2 separate regions of the Mus musculus genome follow, and region 1 is linked to region 2. Evidence: chromatin loops called from intact Hi-C (ENCODE). Cell type or tissue: gastrocnemius. All regions are shown on one strand.

The links. Peaks named below come from ENCODE experiments on the same cell type or tissue, not always from the same donor. Only the 100,000 strongest peaks of a DNase experiment are listed, where the experiment ranks them.
Region 1: a loop joins it to region 2, with 2.9 times the contacts of the local background. A loop is called at or near these places in 23 of 42 quality-filtered maps.

The regions. Positions count from the first base shown.
Region 1 is chr15:103,171,595-103,174,094 of GRCm38, forward strand. No RefSeq gene overlaps it. Among named protein-coding and RNA genes, the nearest start is that of Smug1, 9.6 kb to the left of the region's middle. In gastrocnemius, a CTCF peak has its summit at 1,141 (motif pointing left); a DNase peak (open chromatin) is centred at 1,128; H3K4me3 peaks cover 204 bases; H3K27ac peaks cover 1,518 bases.
Region 2 is chr15:102,751,993-102,754,492 of GRCm38, forward strand. Gm36560 (a long non-coding RNA gene) reads left to right here and starts at 2,291. Exons shown (of 7, transcript XR_001781775.2): 1 at 2,291-2,500. In gastrocnemius, a CTCF peak has its summit at 1,397; a DNase peak (open chromatin) is centred at 1,393.

The DNA.
Region 1 (2,500 bases), 420 kb after region 2:
ATGGGGCCTCCCAGTGTGGCCTCAGCTGTCCTGGAACTTGAAGTGATCCTCCAGCCTCAGCTCTTAAGGCTAGAATTACAGGTGTGAGCCACTGCACACACCTAGCCAGTTTTTCTGCCGGGGAGAAATGGATGCATCTCCCTTCTGCCCTCTTCCCGACATTGGGAAAAAGAAGGGGAGGCAGAGGTTTGTCACCTCACTGGGACTAGGGTGCTGCAGTCCGGTTGTGAGGCTGTGTAGCCCCCGGGCACAAACAGGCCTGCCCACCCCTCTGTGGGAGGTTGCGGGCTCTATCTGGCCATCTGAGCCTCCAAGGCACACGGAATGACTGACTACGGAATCTGCTTCCTTCCTCTAACCCTGACAGAAGGCTCAGGCGCTTGTAGCACCAGCGTGTCCATTGTTGTCCGAGGCGCAAAGATGCGTAGTGCAGGTAAATGGACTGCCACTTCCCCTCTGCTTCATAGGTGGGACATAGGTGGGAGCCAGTGGGTCACAGAGTGCTCTCCTTAACCCCACAGAGACAGAGCCTGGCTCCAGAGGAACAAGCTGCTTTCCTGCATTCTGCCTCCTTCATTTCGCCAAACCTTGTAACTCATGGGCTCATCCTTCCTGGTGCATAGCTTACATCTTTTCCTGATACTCTATTTTCGAGGCTCCGCAATGACAGAGCAGAGCCAGAACTCTAGTGCTCTGGGGGATGATGGTGGGCAAGAGAAGAATAGCTTTCAGTCTTGGATGGAGGAATGGGAGTGGGAAGAGATGAGGAGAGGAGGAAGACGAGTACCCAGCTGAGGACAAAGGAGGAGCATCAGGAGGACTGTGAGGAGGAGACAGCATCCACCAACTCCTTTCTTCCCCAGTTGCAGTTGAAATAGAAGGTAGACAACTGGAAGGACTAGCTAGCTGAGACAAGGGAAGGATTCTGAGATAGTAAGATGAAGTCAAAGTCTGCATGAGTCTAACAGCGTCCGGAGTGGTACAGGCCCCTCGGTGGCAGCTACCGGAGCAGGAGCTGAGGTAACCCAAGGTGCAAAGAAACTAGCTCTGCGTGCCAGCTTCGCAGGGATTCTCGAAGCACCAGACACCAGAAGGAAAAAGGCTGGTCCCAGAGCCCCCTTGTGGCTGCTCAGGGCAGGATCAGAGGCGCCATACGCACCCAGCCTGGTTATGAGGCCTGGGCAGCTGCAAGGAGATGACTGAGCTCTGAGGTCAGGCTAGGCAGAACAAGGCTTAATGCCTTGGATTTCCATAGCCACCGGCTTTTGGCATGTCTCCTCTTGGGCTTCAGTTTCCTTATCCATCCAAAGAGATCAGATTTGATTTTGGATGGTTCCCTCACACGTGTGACTCCAGCCCTGAGGGAGAGAGACTGAAGCCAAAGGAGTAGGCTGCAATCCTCCTGTCTTACAAGTGTTGGGATTACAAGCTGAAAGTATCATATCTGGCACACTGTACAGTTCTAAGAGTTCAGCATGTCCAAGTCCCACTTCAAAGTCCCACTTGGTACTGTCCTTTAGTCCCAGCACTTCGGAGGCAGAGGCAGATGGGTCTCTGTGAGTTAAGGCCATCATGGTCTAGGACAGCCACAACTACACAGAAAATGTTCATCTTAAAAAACAAACAAACAAACAAACAAGGCTTCAGCATGTGGTAAGGGTGAGGCTCAGGCATACAATGGGTTCTATTCCTCTGAATCTCTCCCCTGCTGAGATCTTTGGGAGAGGGATCCCAGTAACCCTTAGAAAGAATCATAGACAGACTGTGAAGACTCAAGGCCTTCTACTGTGCCTTCAAGGCAGGGTAATCTGCAAGCTTTGGCTTAGCACCCTGTGGGTGTGCTGGTGATCAGTCAGGCTGGCCTGAGGCCACAAGCAGACAGCAGGAGATCAGTGAACCATCAAGAGCTAGTATCCCTCGTGTCATCGCATGCTTGGGCTCTGTAATGCTTCGTCTTGGACACAGCTAAGGCTAGGTGAAACAGAGGCCAGAGGCTGAAGTAAGAGCCACTCAGACATGTTCTGTCTCCCGCACTACCGAATGCACAGGCTAGCCCCACAATCAGGGCTCCCCACACATGTAGCTCTCCAGAGACTCCATTGGTCCTAAAGAGATGGCTGAGTAGATGAAGAACAGCACTTACAAGTCCTAGACCAGGATAAAGGGCAAGGGCAGGGAGCCTGTAACACTGGTGAGGCCCTGAGGAGACCTCAAGCTTTGCATCATTTCTAGCACTTGTGATAAAGGCCAAGGATCCTGACAGGGTGGGAAAATGTGGGCCAAGAAGGAACCTGGTGAGGGCTTTACCCCAGAGACCATTTCTCCCCTGGAGCCATACTCTTTAGGACTACTCTCCTGGACTATTTGGAAGTCAGTCCAGATATCTAACCTAGAGGGTTTCACTGTGAGGATTATTTTAGCCTTTTACCCCATTTTAAGCCAGAGAAACTATGTTGGAACTCTGAAGAGGAAAGAGAAGTAAGCACAAGAGAGTGAAAGA
Region 2 (2,500 bases):
CTTACACACCTCCTCCTCTTCCAAGCCATTGGTGCACTGGACTGCACCCAGCTACAAATAACACCACAATCAGCTTTCCCAGAAGGGATGCTTTCATCCACCTAACCAGCCTAGCATCTCACCGGCTCTCTCTACCCTTCCACAACTCCTCTGATTCTTTCTCTCCAAACCCAATAGGTTTCCCAGGACCACTTAGCTGTTCAAGAAAGGGGCCCTTTTTATAGGAAGACCCTCCTTCTAAGTATCTTACTAATTACAAACAGAAAGCCTGTCTGTGAAGGTGGTGTTCCTTGGTTTGGTGGAGGGAGTCAGAAGCTGGGGGATTTAAAGTGCAATTTCCTGTACCTTTTTCATTTCCTGCTGGGGGTTGTGGAGAGCAATAAGCAAGGTGGGTGGTAAGGGCCAGAAGGTCTGGGCAAGTGGGGGATGGGTGGGAGTCTTCTTCCCTTCATACACACATGCCATCTTTCCTTCTCCCTGGCTCAAGCTTCGTCTTTGGAGAAAGGGACACTTGACACACAGAACCTGGTACTTTTTTCAATGTCCCTCTTCCCTCCCTGAGGTAAGGAAACCCCGTGGAAGAAATGGCAGATGATGCTCGAGAAAGTATTAAAGAATAGAAGATGGGTAGGAAGGAACCTTAGAACCTGGTTGAATATCCTACAGTTTCAGAGATGGAAACTGAGGCCTGAGACAGGCCCAAGGTCAACCTGCCTAAGGTATCATAGAGATAAAGGTGTTGTGGTTGGCATGTACCTGTCTCTCAAGATTTGTGGTTTAGTGTCTTTTTTCAGGCATGGTGCCTATGGGTAAGGGTGAAGGTGTGAGTGTGTGTTTGAAGGGAAATGGTGAGATACAAGGAAGTGAGGTAAGGAGTAGGAACAGTACAGAAATGGTCCATCCAGGTCCTGAAATAGCCATTCTTTAGCAGCCTTTGTGGAAGAGCAGGAAAGCCTTAGAAAGCACAGTCTTTTGTGTGTTGGGTCAGGATGAGAGGAATAGGTAGGTACAATGGCCCTTGGACTGTTAGTTCAGTGTTAGCTAGCCACTTTACAATCAGAGTTGGATGAGGTGGGGGAGGGGGTCATGGCGGAGGACAAAGGAGCCAATTATTGAGTGAGTGGATTAATTGATTAATTGTCTAGAAGCTTCCAGTGCTCCCCCACCAATGACATCCCCTCCTCTGACCCCAGTCAGGCATGGCCTCGGTTGGCCTGGATTATTAATTAGGGCTTGAAGTCATTTAACGATGATTTCATTATCGACGTGCTGTCTGTCTCGGCTCAGCCCGGTTGCCAGGGCGACTCTGATCGATTGCCTTCCGGTCTCCTTGGCGTCACCACCTTCTTCATCTCCCAAGCCTGGCTGTTGGCGGGCAACCCCCTAGCGGTCATTTCTGGTATTGTAGTTTTCCTCCTTGCTGGCTGGCTTAGGAATAAGCCTGGAGGTCTTTCAGCCTGTCGGCAGGCTGGGCTGGGCAACTATGGTTCCCTAGGCAGATGTGTTGCATTGCATGTGCTAGAGACACTGGGGGTCAGGTTCTTCTTCCCTCTGGATTCCTTGATTCTGCCCCCTGGTGGCTTTCCACTGATGCGTCTTTGGAGTTAGGGATTGAGAAGTAGGGACTTTTTAATCACTGCTCACTGCAGCCTCTAAATTTGCTCTGGGGCCCCAAATCGGCAGGGAGGAAATTATTTCTGTTGCTAGGAGACTTCTTGGACAATTAGCCACCACCCAGTATTCAGCCTTTCTCTTCTTTAACATAGCCAGCAAGGGAAAGGGGATTGTTCCTCTTATGTTGCCCTATTAATGCTGGTAGTTTTCCCTAGCCCTGACAAGGGCAGGGTGATCTAGCCTTTGCAGAGCTCACCTATTTCCTCAGTCTGGAGACAACCCAGAGCAAAGACAGTATTCACAGGACTTTATTAAGTCTTAGTTCTGTTCTTGGCTGGTTATTTGGTTTTTTGAGACAGCGTCTATGTAGGCCTGGCTCTCCTGGCACAGGATATGTAGACCCAGGCTGGCCTTGAACTCACAGAGATCTTTCTGCTGTGACTCCTGAGTGCTGGGATTAAAGACCTGTTCCTAGTGCTCTTGGGCTAGATTCATGCATGTGCTCGGGGGCTCTGGATCCCTGTGCTAGCCTTACTTCTTCCTTTGGTGGGTTTCATATATATATATGTGTGTGTGTGTATATATATGTGTGTGTGTGTGTGTATACTTTTGGGATATATATATATATATATATATATATATATATATATATATATATACTTTTGGGGGCCCATGCCTGGACAGTTGCTTGAAGGCATTGGTTATGGCTTCTCACAAGGTGCATAAGTGGTTGACTCCAAGGGACAGGATAAGAGGTCATATCTAGGCACAGGTCTCAGACTTCCCCCCAGGTTGGTGCTGGCAGTGAGCCTGGGGGTGGCTGTGGCAGCAGCTTCACCCTATCAGCTTTCTGGGCACATCCACCACCAGGCAGCACCTGAGAGGG